Linked DNA regions of Homo sapiens: region 1 is linked to region 2. A link is a loop called in an ENCODE intact Hi-C map of the cell type or tissue named here. Cell type or tissue: B cell. All regions are shown on one strand. Links, peaks and the distances in the headings refer to the core of each region. The heading gives the core; the rest is flanking DNA.

The links. Hi-C counts contacts between places; a loop is a spot of excess contacts. Peaks named below come from ENCODE experiments on the same cell type or tissue, not always from the same donor. Only the 100,000 strongest peaks of a DNase experiment are listed, where the experiment ranks them.
Region 1: it touches region 2 in a loop (12-fold over the local background); 23 of 110 quality-filtered maps call a loop at or near these places.

The regions. Positions count from the first base shown.
Region 1 is chr11:33,324,345-33,334,618 of GRCh38, reverse strand. HIPK3 (homeodomain interacting protein kinase 3) reads right to left here. Exons shown (of 17, transcript NM_005734.5): 3 at 5,986-6,109. Among named protein-coding and RNA genes, the nearest start is that of KIAA1549L, 47 kb to the left of the region's middle. In B cell, for the core only: CTCF peaks have their summits at 4,505 and 4,705 (motif pointing right); a DNase peak (open chromatin) is centred at 4,688.
Region 2 is chr11:32,955,321-32,965,594 of GRCh38, reverse strand. QSER1 (glutamine and serine rich 1) reads right to left here. Exons shown (of 13, transcript NM_001076786.3): 6 at 10,183-10,274; 7 at 9,474-9,607; 8 at 7,509-7,726. It overlaps LOC105376615 (a long non-coding RNA gene), which reads left to right. Exons shown (of 4, transcript XR_931167.2): 3 at 8,829-8,870; 4 at 9,141-9,257. Among named protein-coding and RNA genes, the nearest start is that of DEPDC7, 55 kb to the left of the region's middle. In B cell, for the core only: CTCF peaks have their summits at 4,638 and 4,842 (motif pointing left); a DNase peak (open chromatin) is centred at 4,824.

The sequences.
Region 1 (10,274 bases), core at 1,422-9,421, 370 kb before region 2:
TTTATGTGTGGCCCAAGACAATTTTTCTTCTTCCAATGTGGCCCAGGGAAGCCAAAAGGCTAGACACCCCTGACCTAGAGGATCAATTCCAGACCTCTAACCCTAGCAAACAGGCCCTCCAACTATATATATTCCCTGCCCTTTTATATTCTCCTGGTACTTCGGCACCAACTGGCACCATGTCGAACCACATGGGCCAGTTTCTCTTTCCTATATTGTTCTCGAACTTCTACTTATCCAACATACATATTCCCCCTTTCACCAAATCCACAAGACAAACTTCTACTATTCCTTCTTCAAGACTCAGCTCAAGAATCTTCTCCTCTATAAAGCCATCCCTGACGATGCCAAGCAGAGGTAATTACTCTACTCTGTGCTATCATCACACCTAGAACATGCATTTATAATTATTATAACTATATTACAATTTTTTACATGTCTGTTTTCCCTACTAGATTGTGTGCCTTCCAATAACAGTCTGTTTTATCCACATTTGTATCCCCAATTTTATATAAAATGACAACGAAAACTTCCACATTACAAACTGGCTTCATTTCGTTAAAGTGCTGTTCTTTCTCCCCACCTCCCACCCACTAAGTAGCTAACTTCCTTATTTTAAGGAAACAGAAAAATGGAAGGAAAAAGTACTAAGAGTTTGGTGCCTAGATGCTGCATCAGACAGAAAAGCCATCAACAATTCAATTTCAACAAACAGAGCATCTATTATTTGCTAGATGCTAAAGACATGTAGATAAATATGGTGCCAATCTTCAAAAGCACAATTCAGTAGAACAGAAAAATATTTAAGCATATAATCTGCAATTAAGCTAGTAAGCCATTGTGAAGAAGAAAACAAAGTGCTAAAAAAGCAAAGAGAATAGAGCAATTAATGTACCTCAGGAGTTGAGATGGCTCTGTAAAACAAAAAACAAACAAACAAACAAAAGTGGCCAGTGAAAATCTGAGTTTATTACTTGTCATACTGTCTGCCCAGTCTTTTGAAGAGAAAAATGTTCCATCTAGAACCCCTAATATATAAATATATTTGCCTTCCTCCATCTCCAGTGGATGAAGAATGGGAATCTGACACATAATTCTAAACTGGCCTCATGAACTCAACTAGAAAAAAACTAAGTCAATCAGATTAACTATGTCAGAAATGTGAACTAAGAAATACCAATGACTCTTGGGGGATGAGCTAAAGGGTTATTAGGTAGAGCCGGAGTTTTATGGTCATGAAACCTAATCAAAGGTAAGGTGAGCAGAAACTCAGATCAGAATAGACAAAGGCACTTGAAGAACAGCCAAGTCACACTGATGGTCCAGTACCAGTGAAGTTCTACCAACATCTGTTAATTCCTCTCGTGTCGCCTTACTTTGAAAAGCACCTTCAATTCCATACTTCACAAATCCCAGTCATATTATAGTTCCATTCTTAGATCCTTGTGATAGTCCACTGATATAGTTTGAATGTTTGTCCCCTCCAAATCTCATGTTGAAATATAATCCCCAGTGTTGGAGGTAGGGCCTGGTGGGAGGTGTTTGGGTAATAGGGGCCGATACCTCATGAATGGCTTGGTGCTGTCCCCCCAACAGTGAGTTCTCTCAAGATCTGGTTGTTTCAAGGTGTGTAGTACCCATCTCCCCCATCTCTTGCTCCTATTCTCACCATGTGAAACGCCTGCTCCCCTTCCCTTCTGCCATGATTGTAAGCTACCTAAGACCCTCACCAGAAGCACATGCTGGAGCCCTGCTTGTACAGCCTGCAGAACTGTGAGCCAATTAAATCTCTTTTCTTTATAAATTACTCAGGTATTCCTTTATAGCAATGCAAATGGCCTAATACATCCACACATATAAATAAATGTCCCCTTATTTGGGCCAGCTTGTGTGGGTCTCTTTGCTAAATAGCCTGACAAAAATAGAAATCTTGAAAGATTTATTTTCTCTGCAGTTGAAATAGTGAACTTTATTTTTCTTACATAAGACTTGAAATTACCAAATATAATTTGAATATAAAGTCAGACTCTTAGTTGTTCTGGATAACATTCTATCTAAACTCCAACAAACATTTTGGAGAAATAATGAACATTTACCAACTATTGTCCATCCGTCTATCCATCCATTCATCCATTCAACCATCCATCCATCCATAAAATAGTCCTTAATTCCCTAGAATACTTTTGATATGTCCCTAGTAAATATAAGTCCTGTAAATAGAACACTAATAAGACAGTTTATCTACAATCAAGACAGGAAGGGATTCACGCACTGTAACAATTGGTGGGTAGGATCTTCCCTAACCACACACACTAAATATAGATGTCTATATAAACGGAAATAAAATGCACATACAAGAAAATATGAAATTATAAATTTTCAACACGGTCAGTGTCTACTTACAGAATCTAAAATCCAAAGAGAAAATGGCATTGGAAAGGTTTTAAGACATGATAAATATGATTAAAGGGCTAGAACACAAACCCTATAATGAAGAATTAAAATACTTTGAATATTTTTCCTGCTGACTCAAATTTGGCTTTTAAAAATATAATAATTTGGCCAGGCGCGGTGGCTCGTGCCTGTTATTGCAACACTTTGGGAGGCCTAGGCAGGAGGACCACTTGAGCCCACGAGTTCAACTTTGCAGTAAACCATGATCCTGCCACTGCACTCCATCCAGGGCAACAGAGAAAGACTCTGTCTCTAAAGAAGAATATGATATACTGTTAAGAACTCTTTAGTTTACATCTATAAAATGGAGGCAACAGTAGTGTGTACTTCATAGGGTTGTTACGAGCATTAAATGAGTTAATATAAAGTGTTAACAGCAGTTCCTAGTACATAAAAGAGCTCAGTAAGCATTAATTAGTTAATATTACTATTGCCCACTGCACTGCCACTGTAAGGCAAAAAATAATAATTAGAAAAAAACTGCCAGGCCAGGTGCAGTGGCTCACACCTGTAATCCCAGCATGTCTGGAGGTCCAGGCGGGAGGATGGCTTAAGCCCAGGACTTTGAGACCAGCTTGGGCAACATAGAGAAAGAGACCCCATCTCTACAAAAAATTAAAAATGAGTCAGGCATGCTGGTGCACACCTGTATCCCCAGCTACTGGGCACAGCCTGAGGTAGGAGGATTCCTCGAGCCCAGTAGTTCAAGACTGCAGTGAGCTATGATCATGCCACTGCATTCCAGCCTAGATGACAGACTGAGACCCTGTCTAAAAAAAATACCAACTCCCCAGTTGGGGTGTCCAAGTATATCTAGGCAGCTGATTACTGGAATAAGGAACAGATAATAGAGAGAGACATACCCTACTGGTGGCCCTTTCACATCCTAACATTAGGTGATCACAATCTAGCGAGATGGGGAAAATCTATGAAAGTCAAACACATTAATAAACAGACTAAAGCTGTTCTGAGAAACATATGTGGCCAGGCGCAGTGGCTCTTGCCTGTATTCCCAACACTTTGGGAGGCCAAGGTGGGTGGATCATTTGAGATCAGGAGTTTAAGACCTGCCTCGTCAATATGATGAAACCCCATCTCTACTAAAAATAAAAAATTAGCCAGGCATGGTGGCACACACCTGTAGTCCCAGCTACTAAGGAGGCTGAGGTGGAAAAATTGCTTGAACCTATGAGGCGGAGGTTGCAGTGAGCCGAGATGGAACCACTGCACTCAGGCCTGGGCGACAGAGTGAGACCCTGTCTCAAAAAAGAAAAAGAAAAAGAAAAAAGAAAAACATATGTGAACATTTTAACAAGTGCAAAAAAAAAAGCACTTGAAAGTCCTAAACCAAGTTAAGACTGATAGGGAAAAAAAAAAAAATTATCAAAATTTATCAAAGCCTTTATAACAAATACCATGCTTGAAAATGAGCTTAAAGTCCCAGATTAGGGCCAAAACAAAGACGCCCACAAAATCACTACAATTTATTTGCTTTGCATTCATGTATTTTGTAAAATATTTTAAAACATTGAACTGTGGGCGGGGCACAGTGGCTCACGCCTGTAATCCCAACACTTTGGGAGGCTGAGGCAGGCAAATCACAAGGTCAAGAGTTCGAGACCAGCCTGGCCAACATGGTGAAACCCCATCTCTACTAAAAATACAAAAATTGGCCGGGCATGGTGGTGTGTGCCTGTAATCCCAGCTACTCAGGAGGCTGAGGCAGAAGAATCGCTTGAATCCGGGAGGCGGATGTTGCAGTGAGCTGAGATCACGCCACTGCACTCCAGCCTGGGCGACAGAGCAAGACTTCATCTCAAAAGAAAAAAGAAAAACAAACAAAGACAAAAAAACCCCACTGAACTGTGAGACTATTGATGCTATATGCCAAGGGCCAATGACTTTTTTTAATCCCTTTGGTAATATACATCCTGAAAACATTGTCAATCTGGATCAGATAATACCTGTTCCAAGTTTAGTTTAAAAAAAACAAACATTCATTATAAAATTTAGAAAAACTGAGTTTTGGTCAAGGCTTTGTCTTTAAAATTACTATTGTGACTTTTGACAAGTGAATTCATTTTTCTGGGCCTCAGTTTTCTCCTTTATAAAATGAAAAGGGGGCAGTTACTGGGTAATCTCTGGGGTCCTTTTCAATACTAATATCAGTTGTCCAAGATGAACTGTGAAGTCCTAATCGAGTATAATAACAAATCAACTTGAAATTGCCACTAGAGGGTGTCCTGCTCCAGGGCGGTATGCATGCCATAGGCTAATCTACAAAGCCAAGGGTGTATTTCTAGCATTTTACTGGTGCCTCAGTATTCCAACAGCTAAAGGATTATGGGACTCTGATTCAATTACTAACTCGTTCAGAACTGACGGTAGTCTTGCATCTGTATCAAAGCTAGTAATTGGGTAGAAAGCTGAAAGAAGACAGGATGTATGGAAAATTTTACAGAAACCCAGTGGAATTCTGAACATGGAGGAGGGAAGGTAGAGAATATGGAAAACCTAACCTAAAAGGGAAGGTTCATGGATGATGACAAGAGATTAAAGTCAATGATAACATCTAATCTAATAATCAGTATTAAATGACAGAGTCATCTCAGGAACATTTAAGTCACCTAAATTAATTACCTCTCTTTTTCCTCTTGATAGAGAAAATAGCCCTAAAATACAAGGCTATAATCATGATTATGTAATAGGTGCTTTAAATTCTTCTATTTTCTATTTTTTCTTGCTTGAAAGTTAAATATCATCTAAATAAAAATATTCACTAATCAGAATGACAAAATTAATGTAACTACTTTGTTGATTTTGACTAGCATTTTCTATTAGAATGAGTTGAGTACATTATCTCAAAGATACTCAAAGAATAATAAATAAGATGGCAGTTTCTCCAAAAAATAATCTTGGTATTAATATTTAAGACTACTAGCACACAACACTGTTTAATAGTACAGAAAGGCTAATGAATATACCTGAAAACTACCATGAAAAGTGTGCTTAATAAGGTAATTTGCTGAATTCTACCGAGAATCATTAAACAGTGCTAAAAGAGAATTTCAGCACCACTCAAAACAGCTAAAAAGACTGAGAAGAGTTCAAGTTACTGAGGTATTTAAAACACCAATAATGGCAGTTGGTTTAAGACCAAAAGTTATAACGCCTTTTAGGAGCTTTTATGCCTTGGGAGGGGCTGACGTTTCACACATCAAAGTTTGTCACCCAAGCAAAGCACAATTAATTAAATGGACACACAATCCAACCTTTTATATGTTTACAGTATAAAATTTTCCCAATAATTTTACAAAACTGGTTTTGAGATTCTATAGGCTGTAACTTTATGAAAACTTACTTCAGCATTATAAAACAGTTTTCAAAATCAATTCTACAAGATCCCAGATTCTGCCACTTTATGTTAAAAAGACTTTCCAGTGTATTGTACACCTGCAGCCATGTGTTCCTGTAAGTCTGTTATTATTCTTTACTTTTTACCAATTCTATTAGATTATCATTATTTGTTACCTGATCATACTCCAAGGCTCCTGGGTAGAGCGGCCATCCAAGAAATAATTCTGCAATCACACATCCCAATGACCACATGTCTATGGCTTCACAAAATGGCAACCCCAATATAATCTCTGGAGCTCTGAAATTTAAAATTAAAACAAAAATCAGGGTGGTTTTTCTCTAAAATTACCTAATTTCAACTGGCATTCTAGGAAGTTGGTAAAATGACAGAGGTATCACATTCTATGTATAGGAACTCTTCACTATTTCAGAACTCTTTGAAACCTAGACATAATCCTGAATTAATCTGAAAGGGGTACTATGAGTACAACATTTCTATAATAAAGTCTCTTCCACTGTAATCCTTTTCCCTTATAGTTTTACTAACATAACATTTTTTGAAAAAGGAAAAACATACATCTTGTTTTTAAGACTACAGCAGATCAGAAATAACACAATAGGAAGAGAACTGGCAAACTATTAAATACATACTATGACATCAGCAGAACTGAAAACCAGACATTGAGAGAGAAAACAAAAACAAAGCAAAATCCTCAAAGGCTAAAAGTGAATCTAGACCTAGATATTACTTCAGAATACAGTAATAAATATTTACCTAATTGGAGCCATTAGTCATCCAAGAGATTAAACTAAATTCAGTGTATTCTGTCTTAAAAGGCAGACAAGTATACAGCATATAACAACATAGTTAAAAAGCATTTCAGCACTTAAAAGTGTTTGGTCATTTGGGAAATGTACTCCAAGAAACATATTATTCCTAGATAAATTATGTTGCACCTTCATATGGATTTCCCTTGAGAAGATTCATGTTCTAAGACAGACTCCATGTACAGCTGTGTAATTCCAAAGAAGTCATATGGATCACAGTTATCCTAGATTAGTGTGCATGTGTTTAATTTTAAAACAATCTCAATCTTACAGAGAAGTTGCAAGAACAGTACATATTTTTTCCTTAAATCACCCGAGAATAACTTGCCAAATATCTGTATACTTTATAGTTCCTACAAAGAAGAATATTCTCCTACATAACCACAATACAATCATCAAAATCAAGAAATGAACTCTGATACATCTCCACCTTCTAAGCTTCAGACTCCATTTAAGTTTGGCCAATTATACTAATACCGTCCTTTTTGGCAAAAGGATCCAACTCAGGATCATGCATTGCATCTAGTTGTCCTATCTCTTTCAGTCTTTTTCAATATGGAATAATTCCTAAGTTTTGTCTAGATTTCCATGACCTTTGTATAACATATTACAGGACAGATATTTGAAGAAACGTCCCTCAGTGTGGGTTTGTCTGATGTTTCCTCATAATTAGATTCAGAGGAACATCACAGAAGTGATCATGTTTTCTCATTGTATCTTATTAGGCATGCAATTCTGATATGTTCCATTACTAATAATTTTTACTTTGATCACATGATGTCTGCTATATTTCTCTACTACTAAGTTCCTACTTTTCTCTTTCTAATTAAGTATTTTGTGGGATCTCAAATTGAAACTATATAAATAATCCATTTCTTATCAAACTTTCATTTTTTTCATTTATTTACCTGTATGAGTACAGATTAAAGGATTCCTACTTTGTTCAATGAGTTATAATCCATGACTATAATTACTTATTTTGATTCTCAGATTTTCCCAGATTTGGCGTGGTAGCTCACACCTGTAATCCCAGCACTTTGGGAGGCCAACATGGTAGGATTGCTTGAGCCCAAGAGTTCCAGATCAGCCTGGGCAACATAATGAGACCTCATCTCTCCAAAAAAAGAAAAAATTTTTTTTAATTAGCCAGGGTGATGGTCCGCACCTGTAGTCCCAGCTATTTGGGAGACTGAGGTGGAAGGGTCACTTGAGCCCAGGAGGTCCAAGCTGCAGTGAGCTGAGATTGTGCCACTGCACTCCAGCCTGAGGGACAGAGCCAGGCTCTGTCTCGGGGGAAAAAAAAAAAAATCCCAGATTTGACCAGTCATAACTCCCTCAGACTTTTATGTTCTTCTGACAATAATCTCTGATTATTTCTTTGCTTTCTGACACAGCAAGATATTCCAGGCACATCTTGTTCTTTCCCTGCTCCAGTCCTAAAAACAGCTATTTCTCTGAGGATCTCTGGTATCTTTTCGTATAGAATAGACCTTTGAAACAAAGATCAGGGAGCTATGGATCCTCATTACTATTGGGATGGTTCCCAGACCTTCTCAGTACGTATATTACCTAGAGTTAAGCAAAATAAGCCTGCTAATTTCTTAACTGAGACTGGGGGTTGTCATCTCCTAAGGCAGTGGTTCTCAATCTTGGCTACACATTACAATTATTTGGTCCTGGCCACACCCTACACCAATTAAATCAGAAACCCTGGGGATTAGACTTAGGAATCAAGAGTGGCTTCAACATATAGCCAAAGTTGAGAACCAAAGCCTTACACTCAAGAAGTTAGACCAATGGGAGGACCACCCCATTTCTTCCCTACAACTCTTCTGGCAAAGGAAATTCAGAGGATAATGAACAAGCTGTTTTCTACTACAGACTTGGGATCTGTCCAGTGAATATTCTACTCCTGGCCCCATCTCTGCTGTAAATAATACTTAAGATTCAGTAGAACCTTAACCAATCCACAGGCATTTGTTGAAAACAAGAGCCACGGGGAGATTCTATGAGGTATAAAAGATCTTCAAAACATGGTTATAAGAAGTTTTCATTCTTTTGACAAAATATTCAAGTGTGTGTATGGATGTATACACATTAATTATATTTAGGTATAATCAAATGCTAAAACGTGTTGTAGAAAGATAAAAAAAGGAAGCTGCACTGTTATTAATCCTATATATTCACAATATTGTACCAAAAAAAGCTATCAAAGATGGAGACCTTATCCCTTTTTGTTCATTATTTGTGTACCTAGAACCTTGTAAAGAATATGCATTCAGTAAACATTTCTCAAATAAATCATTTCAACACAGGTTGAGTCACACAAAGAAAAGTATCAGAGTACGGTCTGGTTTTGGACTAGGCCTTCAAATACAGAAGTCTAGGCAGAAAGAAAGAGAACGGGGCACAAGAGTTTATAAAGAGCATATATTAACCTATACTAAAAAAGATTCAAAGCAAAAATGCAGTTTTGAAAGTACGGCGTGGAAATGAGATTCACTACCAATGTTAACCATATACTAATCTGAATGCAAAACAAAAATCAGTAAGACTAATGATAGGCCTATTACTGTGTGTATAAAAGTTTTATGATTATTTTGAAATATTTAATATGGAAAATTCTTCATAGGATTTGAAATTTTTCGGTGTAGAACTTTTCAGTATCGCATTTGGCAATAAAGGAAAGTAACAATAACAGCACCTAAGATATACCACTTAAAGAGACTGAAATCATTTTAATTCTGTTAACAGTAAGAAAAGAGTTTCTGTCAGACAAAGAGCAACAAATTCCTTCTGCCATGTGCTACCATTTAATGAATAAGTCAAGTTTCTAACTGATGGTGACAACAAGAATACAGAGTCATCTTTACAAAATCTTGATCAGGAATTGCACATAGCCACTCAAACATAAAACCTGAGATACAAAAGTTACACTCACAGAAGCAAATTCAAGTTTCCCATTTTAAAATACAAAAGAGTTTTAACTGGGAGTTTTATACAAGTTCACTATCTATTATTGCATTAGTTCAGATCCTCTGAGAAGCAAATTAGATACACCAGAAATTTGCTGGGGAAGATGCCTGGGCAGCATACAGGCAGAGGAAGCAGAAGGAGGTGAGGAGAAACTTGAGCAGGGTCTGAGGGTGGAAGAAGAGAGGCAAAGGAGTAGTTAGGTACAAAGAACCTCCCACAGCAGTGCAGTTATGAGAAAGTCTCGGATAGGCCAATACCAAGTCCCTAAGCAAACATTATCTGTATGAGGAGCCTCCCATCAAGCAAGAATAGCCCAACTCTAGTGCCCCACACTGTGCCTGGTCATTGGTGGGAAGGGGCCCAAAGGAAGTATGGCCTCAGCCTGAGCACTGCAGCACATCTGAAGGTGCAGCAGCTGGAGGCTCTCAGCCAGCTGCTCTACACAGGGGACTCTCTTGAAGGGGATTCTGAGTGGCACACTTTCACAGCTGCCACAACTAGCTTCCCAAAAGCTTCCGCATTTCATTTCACAATACGTTATCTATCATAGAGAAAATGCAGTAAATTTCTTCACTAAGTCCCCTACAAACAAGACCAAATCCTCCCCAGTTAACCGTAGCATGCCATGCATTTTCTATGTATATCATACCATAGCATGA
Region 2 (10,274 bases), core at 1,009-9,008:
GATCCCACCACAGACATCTGCTGCTAGGTGGTGCTACTGTAGTCTTGATGGTTTCTCTGTTTAGTAGTAAAGAAATTGTATGACATCCAATGTATGAGTAATACATAGATTTCCTTTTTATTCCTAGACATAAATTACTATAAAATTCTTGCCTAGGATGTATTAAAAATGTTTAAAGTATGGCAGGTGCAGTGGCACGTGCCTGTAATCCCAACACTTTGGGAGGCCAAGGTGGGAGGACTGCTTGAGCCCAGGAGTTTGAGACCAGCTTGGGCAACATAGTGGGACATCGTTTCAATTAAAAAAAATATAAATTAGCCACGTGTGTGGTGGCATGTACCACTATTCCCAGCTACTCAAGAGGCTGAGGCGGGAGGATTGCTTGAGTCCCGGAGGTTGAGACTGCAGAGAACTGTGACTGCGCCACTGCACTCAAGCATGGGAAACAGAGTAAAGACCCTGTCTCATAAAGAAAAAGAAAAAAAGAAAAAAATCATTTTAATGTAAACACAGCCTGTGCACAGAGAAAATTTCATTCAAATCCAATGGAAAGAACTATGACATTAACTTGTTGGGTGCAGTGGTGCACACCTGTAGTCCCAGCTACTTGGGAGGCTGAGGTGGGAGGATTGTTTGAGCCTGGGAGTTCAAGACCAGCCTGGTCAATATAGCAAGACTCCATCTAAAAAAAAAAAGTTTGTTTCAATTTTGACTTTTTGTATTCAAATATATAATCAAGTCACACCCTTAAATAGCAGTTTTTAAAATATTTTTAATGTTGTGGGTATATAGTGTGCGTTTATGTGTGTGTATGTGTGTGTGTGTGTGTGTGTGTGTGTGTGTGTGTGTGTGTGTATATATATATATATATATATATGGTGTTTTTTTTTTTTCTTAGAGATAGGGTTTCACTATGTTGCCCAGGCTGGTCTTGAACTCTCAGCCTCAAGTGATCCTCCTGTCTCAGCCTCTGAAAGTGCTGAGATTAGCTGTAAGCCACCGTGCCTGGCCTATAGTAGGTGTATGTATTTTAAATAGCAGCTGTTAAAGTAACTGTACCCCAGGGGGGACCCCAAGACCCTTTTGGTGGTCTCTGATATCAAAACTGTTTTCATGATAATATTAAGATACTATGTACTTTCTTCACTGCATTGCCATTTGCAAAACTACTACTGGGTAAAATTGATGGTGCCTTACCCCACGAATCAAGGCAATGACAACAAACTGTACTAACAGTAATATACTTTGCATGACTTTGTCATGTCACTCACTACCATGTATTTGGAGGGGGAAAAAGTTTCACTTAGGAATAGTCCTAGGGGCTGGGCATGGTGGCTCACACCTATAATACCAGCACTTTGGGAGGCCAAAGTGGGAAGATTGCTTGAGGTCAGGAGTTCAAGACCAGCCCAGGCAATATAGTGAGATCCTGTCTCTACAAAAAAAAATTTTAAGTTAGCTAGGTGTGGTGGCATGCGCCTGTAGTACTAGCTGCTTGGGGGCCTGAAGTAGGAGGACTGTTTGAGCCCAGGAGTTCAAGGCTGCAGTGAGCTAAAAAGGTGCCACTCTACTCCTGCTGGTGATAGAATAAGACCCCATCTCTTAATTAACAACCAGAACAGTCTTAGGGCCAGGTGAGGTGACTCATGCCTATAATCCCAGCACTCTGGAAGGCTGAAGCAGGACAATGGCTTGAGGCCAGGAGTTTAAAACTAGCTTGGGCAACATAGTAAGACCCAGTCTCTACAAAAAACTTTAAAATTAGCTGGGCATGGTGGTGCATACCTGTAGTCAGTCCTAGCTACTTGGGGGACCGAGGTGAGAAGATTGCTTGTGCCAGAAGTTTGAGGTTACAGTGAATTATGATTACACCATGCACTCCAGCCTGGGTGACAGAGTGAGACCTCTCTCTAAATATACAAAATTTAAAAAGAGCCTGGGCAAGGCTGGATGCGGTGGCTCATGCACGTAATCCCAGCATTTTGGGAGGCCGAGGCGGGTGGATCACGAAGTCAAGCATTCAAGACCAACCTGGCCAACATAGTGAAACCCCATCTCTACTAAAAATACAAAAAAGTAGCCAGGCATGATGGCGGGCGCCTGTAATCCCAGCTACTCGGGAGGCTGAGGCAGGAGAATCGCTTGAACCTGGGAGGCGGTGCAGTGAGCCGAGATCGCGCCACTGCACTCCAGCCTGGACGATAGTGCGAGACTCCGTCTCAAACAAACAAACAAACAGAGCCTGGGCAACATGGAAAAACCTTGTCTCTACTAAAAAATACAAAAAAATTAGCGCCTGTAGTCCCAGATACCCAGGAGGCTGAGGTGAGAGGATCACATGAGCCTGGGATATTGAGGTTGCAGTGAGCCTTGTTTGTACCACTGCACTCCAGCCTGGGTGACAGAGTGAGACCTTGTCTCAAAAAAAGATAAAACAAAATAAAAATTAATAGTCCTTGACGAAGAAGTAATTATTAATTTTATGAAATTTCTATTCTTGAATAGATGTCTTTTTAATATTCTGTGTGATGAAATAGCAGGTACACATAAAGCACTTCTGCATAAATATAATGGGTATGACCAGGAGGAGCACCCATACAGTTGTGTGAGTTACAAGATAAACTAGCCATTCTTTCCCCCAAGAAAACAAGATTTTTATTTGAAAGAATGACTGACAGATACACTATGCCTATCCAGACTTGGGTATTTGGCAGACCTTAATTTATTCTTAAAAATAAATTAAGAGAATCTGCTCATTCAAGGAAAACAACTGATGGTATTTGTTGCCAATGATAAAATTTGAGATTTCAAGTGAAAATTAGAGTTCTGGACATCTTCTATCCCCACTGTGAGTCTGAGCTTCCCAATTTGTAAAGACTTCATTAATGAGATCATTCATAGAATTGATGAGTGCTATTTTTTGATAGTGTAAAATGAAATATCTGACCTTAAGAGCTAGAACCATAAAACTCTTAGAAGAAAATGTAGGAGTAAATATGTCCTTGGATTTGGCAATGGATTCTATGTGAACAAAAGCTGAGTAACAAAAGAAAAAATAAGTAAATTGGGCTTCATCCAAATTTAAAACTTTTGTGCATCAAAGGATATTATCAAGAAAGTGAAAAAGACAACCTACAAAATGGGAGGAAACATTTTCAAATTATGTATCTGATTAAGGGTTTAATATCCAGAATATATTAAAAAACTCCTACAACTTAACAACAAAAAGACAAATAACCCAGTTTAAAATGGGCAAAGGATCTGAATAGACATTTCTCCAAAGAAGATATACAAATGGCCAATAAGGACATAGAAAAAATGCTCAGGACATGGAAAAAATGCTCAACATCATTAGTCACTAGAAAAATTCAAACTGAAACCACAATGAGATACCACTTCACACTTGCTAGGATGACTTTAAAAAGACGCACACACAAACAGAAAATAACAAGTGTTAGCAAAGGATGTGGAAAAATTGGAACCGTCATGCTTTCCTGGTGGGAATATAAAATGGTGTAACCATGTGGAAAACAGTTTGATGGTTCCTCTAAAGGCTAAACATAGGATTATTATGTGACAATAGTAACAATTCTGCTTCAGGTCTATGCCTCCAAAATTGAAAATAGGAACTTAGATACTTGTATGCCAATGTTCATTACACCAATTATTCAGTTAGCCAAAAGGAGGAAATAACCCAAATACCATCAATAAAATGTGGTGTAAACATACAATGGAATATTACTTAGCCATAAAAAGGAATGAAGTTATGATATATGCTTTTACATGGATGAACCTAGAAAACATTTTGCTAAGTGAAAGAAGCCAGACACAGAAGGAAAAATATTGTATAATTCCACCTATATGAGATATTTAGAATGGGCAAAATCACAAATACAAAAAATAGGTTAGAGGTTACCAGTAGCTGGAGGAAAAACAGATTAGAGGTTACCAGTAGCTAGAGAAAAAAGAGAATAAGTAGTTGTTGCTTAATGGTTACAGTTTCTGTTTGGGATGATAAAAGTTTTGGAAATATAGGTGAGGGTTATACAACAGTGTGAATGTAAATAATGCTAATAAATTGTACACTTAAAAATGGTTAAAAAGGCAAATTTATATTTAACCACAGTGTTTTAAAGTGTGAAAAAAATTAATTATTGGAAGATCTATATCACTGAGCTAACTAATATTTTCACATGACCAATGAACAATGTTATAAAACCATGCATGGATGAGAGATATGTAAAGTTAAGACAAACCAATAGATTTTAATGTAATAGCATGAAAACTCAAGAAACTACTACTTGTCAGTATCAGGAGTATCTATGAGTATCTGAGAAGGCAATTGAAATCCTCCTCCTTTTCCTAACTACATACAGGAGGAGTATTTCCATTGCTTTCTCAGTTAAGTACGGATATTCTTGATACTTTAGCCAAAATAACATATAATAACAAACTGAATGTAGAAGCAGATATGCACTTATCTCACTAAATACTGTTAGTTTTGGAAAGTATAGTTGTTTTAAAAAAAACACCTCACATTAATAAGTAATGGGTTCATTTTAAATAAATATTTTAAAACTTTGAATTGGTATTTAGTAAATTTCAATAGATTTAGCACACATAAACCAAAGTATCTGGAATCCTCAATGTGTTTGAAGATTCCATTGGAGTCCTGAAACAAAGAGTCTGAAAATCACCAGCCTATGAATATATGTTTATTATCAATATTTGACTTCTTAAGAGAACTAAATACATTCTTTAGCCTGAGAATGTAAAGCAAGGAACAAAAAGGCCTAAAAATGTTTGCTTAACTATTAGTGACACCTAGTGGTCACTCAAATTACCAAGGGAAGAAAATGTTACCTTGTCATTTGAAGAAACTATAATTGAGAGCAAATTCAGAACAAACGTTTTGATTCTAAGCAGTAGGCAAGACTGCTAACTGCAAAAATTATGTATAATGCCTTCTATGCATATTCAAGGCACTGAATTTCCTTACCTATTCTGATTATATATTTCTTTTTTCTTTTTTTTGAGATGGAGTTTCGCTCTTGTTGCCCAAGGCTGGAGTGCAATAGCGCAATCTTGGCTTACTGAAACCTTTGCCTCTTGGGTTCAAGTGATTCTCCTGCCTCAGCCTCCTGAGTAGCTGGGATTACAGGTGCCTGCCACCACACCTGGCTAATTTTTTTGTATTTTTAGTAGAGACAGGGTTTCACCGTGTTGGCCAGTCTGGTCTCAAACTCCTGACATCAGGCGATCCACCCTCCTCAGCCTCCCAAAGTGCTGGGATTGCAGGCATGAGCCACCATGCCCAGCCTGATGTATATATTTCTAAACAACCATTTACAAATAGCTTTATTTTTTATTATTATTTTTTTAAGCTATGGGGTCTCGCTATGTTGTCTAGGTTGGTCTTGAACTCCTGGGATCAAGCAATCCTTTCTCCTGAGCCTCCCAAGTAGCTGGGTGTGTAGATGTGCACCACTGCACTTGCCCACAAATAGCATTTACAAACAGTACATTTAGACTGGGCACAGTGGCTTATGCCTATAATCCCAGCACTTTGGGAGGCCGAAGTGGGAGGATTGCTTGAGCCCAGGAGTTTGAGATCGGCCTGGGCAACACAGTGAGACCCTGTGTCTACAAAGATTAAAATTTAAAAATTAGCTGGGTGTGGTGGTGCCCACCTGTAGTCCCAGCTACTCAGGAGGCTGAGGTGGGAGGATCACTTGAGCCTGGGAGGTCGAGGCTACAGTGAGTCATGAGTGCACCACTGCAGTCCAGCCTAGACAACAGAGTAGACCTTGACTCAAAAAATAAAAAATAAAAACGGTAAATTTAAAGTAGACTTCAGCACTGAAGAATTTTTTTTATTATGGTTCTATTTCTAATCAGATAATTTCTAAGATAATCTCTCAAGCAATGATACTTGTAATGTCAGAAACCATCCTGGACATCAACTTCAACCATAGCCCCAACAACTAATTCACCATTCAAGTTCTGCCAAAATTACATCCTGAATATCTCAAAACTGTCCCCTCATCTCCATCCCTGCTGCCACTACTTAGGTTCAGACTCAATTTATGCCTGAATTATGTCTTGTAATTCAAATTTAAATTTCACCATATTGTTTCCCCCTTATAAATCCCTCTAAGGACTTTCATTTGTTTACAGGATCACAAGCTTTTTAGCTTTATTATGGCATACAAGGTCTTTCATCATCCCTTCCTCTTTTCTTAAATTCTACTTTATGTTCTAGAAAAATAGGGGCCAGCAACCTTTTTCTGTAAAGGGCTATAGGTAAATATTTTAGATTTTGTCATATGGTCTCTGTAGAACTACTCAAATCTGCCACTGTAGTGGGAAAGCAACTGTATGGAAATATGCAAATGAATCTATGCGGCTGTGTTCCAATAAAACTATAAAAACAGGCTGAGGGTCAGATTCAGTCTGCAAGACATTTGGCAACCTCTGTACTACACTACTAAACCACCTGAAATTTCTTACATATATTGTACACCATGCTTTGTGTGCTGGTATATTCTTATGTATTACAACTATCTCAGTTTTAATTTCTAATATAGTAAATATCAATAGATATACCTACATAAATGCATTTTAGGATCCTCAATAATTTTTAAGAATGTAAAATGGTTCTAAGATCAAGAAGTTTGATAACAAATTATTTCAACCTTTACATTTTATAAAACAAGAAAACTAAGAGAGGATATCCTACCTTCGTTATAGGTACATGATTAGCTAGTGGCAGATATATAGTAGTAAGCATTTATTAAATAATGTAGTGGCATACGTTATTAAATATATTACTATATTATAATTTGAGTGCCCCTTTCCTAGGCTTAGTTATTCTTTTCTTCTAGCATAAACTTAGACTCAAATGTTTATGCTAGGTGGGGCGCAGTGGCTCATGCCCGTAATCCCAGCACTTTGGGAGGCTAAGGCAGGAGGACTGCTTAAGCCCAGGAGTTTGAGACCATCCTGGGTGACAAAGCAAGAGCCCATATCTTAAAAAGAAACATTAGCTGGGCATGGTGGTGCACACCTATAGTCCCAGCTACTTTGGAGGCTGAGGTAGGAGAGTTACGAGCCCAGGTGTTCGAGGCTGCAGTGAGCTAGGATCATGCCATTGCACTTCAGCCTGGGCGACAGAATGAAACCTTGTCTCAAAAAAAAAAAAAGTTTAGAACTAGATGATTCTTAGTAATCATCTGATCTAACCTCCATCTTATCCAGAGTTGAGATAACTGGCATTACTAAGGTAAGTTCTGCCTTTTCTATTTACAAGGCTGCATGTGTGGGCCAACTGTGCTTCAGTTGGTATGTTCAGGGAATGTGAACTTACTTTCATAAAAACCTAAACAGAATTTATTAGGTAGATAAATTCCCTGAAAAGTAAATACATTTTGAATTGTCAGCATCCTGCTCCTCACCACTCATGTAGATAATCTAAAGTTATCAGGGTAGCCATTTCACGGAAAACTCACCCTCATCGTCACTACTACTAGTATGGATCTCAGGAGATGAGTCAGATTGGGATGATGAAAATTCTTCTTTCCATTTTTTCCGTTTCTTTGGTGGTGGCTCAGCCTTTACTTTTGGCTGTTTAACTTTGGGTTTCACGGAAGGGGCTTTTGTAGTTGTAGTTTTTGATGCTAGAGGATCAGAAGTTTTACTGCTACTACTTGGCTTAGCTTGAACAGTTCTGCAATGTTATAAACAAACTTCATTAACACACTGAAATCTTGTTAAACTAAAATAAAATAGAAAAATAAAAGAGAATCACAGGAGAAGATTATCTAATTACTCTCACCAATACCTTCAAAATATACAGTCCAAGTCCTATATACATCTCAATGGTGATTCCCATAAAATTTTCTTAAAATACATTCTTTTCACCAGAAGCATTCAATATTCAGTTATTAAGGGACTTTTAGTTCAGTCCTTATTTCTACTTCTTCATTGCCCTCCTTGATTTATGGACTTATTTCCCAGAGACTATGAGGCTGTACAACAGATGATCAGTGGGCTTAGGAAGGTAATGAATGTTATAACCGTAATTGCCATATCTAGCTCTGACCCTAAGAAACTCTCACAGGCTCTGGTGGTGTCAGGTTTTGATGTAGAAACCCAAATGCGGCGCGGTGGCTCATGCCTGTAATCCTAGCACTTTGGGAGGCTGAGGTGGGTGGATCACTTGAGGTCAGGAGTTCAAGACCAGCCTGGCCAACATAGTGAAACCCCATCTCTACTAAAAATACAAAACCAGCTGGGAGTGGTGGCGGGCGCCTGTAGTCCCAGCTACTCGGGAGGCTGAGGCAGGAGAATCGCTTGAACCCGGGAGGTGGAGGTTGCAGTGAGCCAAGATCACGCCGCTGCACTCCAGCCTGGGCGACAGAGCAAGACTCTATCTCAAAAAAAAGAAAAAAAAAAAAAAAAGAAAAAAAAAGAAAAAAAAGAAAAACCCAAATGCATCTGTCCTAGAGTCCCTCGAGATTTGCTGTATGCCAGCTGGGTATGGTGGCTCATGCCTGTAATCCCAGCATTTTGGGAGGCTGAGGCAGGCAAATTGCTTGAGCCCAAGAGTTCAAGACCAGCCTGAGCAACATGGTAAAATCCCATCCCTATAAAAATTAGCTGGGCACAGTGGTGCACACCTGTAGTCCCAGCTACTTGGGAAGTTGAGGCAGGAGGATCACCTGAGCCTGGGAGGTCGAGGCTGCAGTGCCGTGATCATGCCACTACACTGCAGCCTTAGTGACAGGGTGAGACCCTGTCTCAAATAAAAAAGATTTGCTCTCTTCCAGGTCTGAAGATTTGAGTGGATAAAATTCCATCATAAAAATAAGGTAAGCTGCTTCCAGTAGGTGGGAATGTTAATGAAACTGGACCTACTTGGCACTGGAGTAAGAACATCTACGGTCATACCTGCTTCTCATGCAGACCACAGGGTCAAGTCAGTTATCTTCCAGATTCATGCTCCAGACAACCCAGAGTCACATTAATACACAATAATAATTCTACTGTGTACACTTGTACAGTAATGTAGTTCTTATAGTTTTTTTATCAATAATTATTTTAAATTTAATTTACTTCATTATATTATTTACATTTTATAGATGAAAAAGGGAGCTTCAGGAAAGCTGTCTTCTCTAAGTCACATAAAGCTGGACTCAAACTTTTTGCCTCTACAATTTTTTTTCACAATACTGGGATGACACCAAAAGGACTTAGGGAAAAGAAAAGGGCACCCACCCACCACAGATAGCCATGAGCTTTACAGTGCCCATCTCATGCCTTCAAAAGAATCACTTATTTCATCAGGCACTGAAATTTTTTGACTTGTGTATAATAAAAAAAATCTATTTAATTGATATGCTCCTTTGTACATTGGTATCATCAATAATACACCTATATATATGCACAAATATATCACCTAAGAAAACAAATACCTGATAGTTTGTGAAGGTTTATTTCTTGGCTTTTTAGAACACACTCTGACATATTCCTTCTTGTTTGCATTTTCAATGAACTTCACATATATTCTTTTGTATTTACTCTTTGCATCTCCAAAATATCCAAGATACTGAGGAAGGAAACACTTTGAGTTACATAATTGAACAATCTAGATACAAATGCTACTTTGTTTGTTCAATTGACTATCCCATAGCCAACCTTCAAGTTTTCTAAAATGCAGCTCTGGCCAGGCTAATTTTACCCTCAAAAACTGATCCCAGGCTCATTATTGATTTCATATGTACAAGCAATCTCATTTGGCATATTCTTACTTCCAGCTACATTAAGTATGACAGAATAACTTCCATCAGTCTTCTGGTAAATCAGGATATTTGACTAGTAGAATAATCAATATAAAGGAGCCTCTGAGTCAATCTGAACTCTTCATAGGCTAACATTAATCCCTTTCCTTTATTAAAAAAAAAAGTTAAACAATAGTACAAGGTCATTTAATTTTAAATAGCTGATATTTAACAAATGACTTTATTTTTATATTAGACTATCAAAGAGCATCAATATTCTAGTTCAAATTATATGCTACTTTATATCAAAAATATTCAATATAAAATACTTCTATATTTAAATCATTGTTTTTCTCAGGACCACTGTCAAAATAAGGCTAATGTAAACATGCATTTTACTTACACTATTTGTAGCAGCAAATTCTCTTTGACCATCTCGAATTTCAGGAACAAATTTCTGTAATAAAGCTTTTTGTACTTTCCAAATAGCTGGAG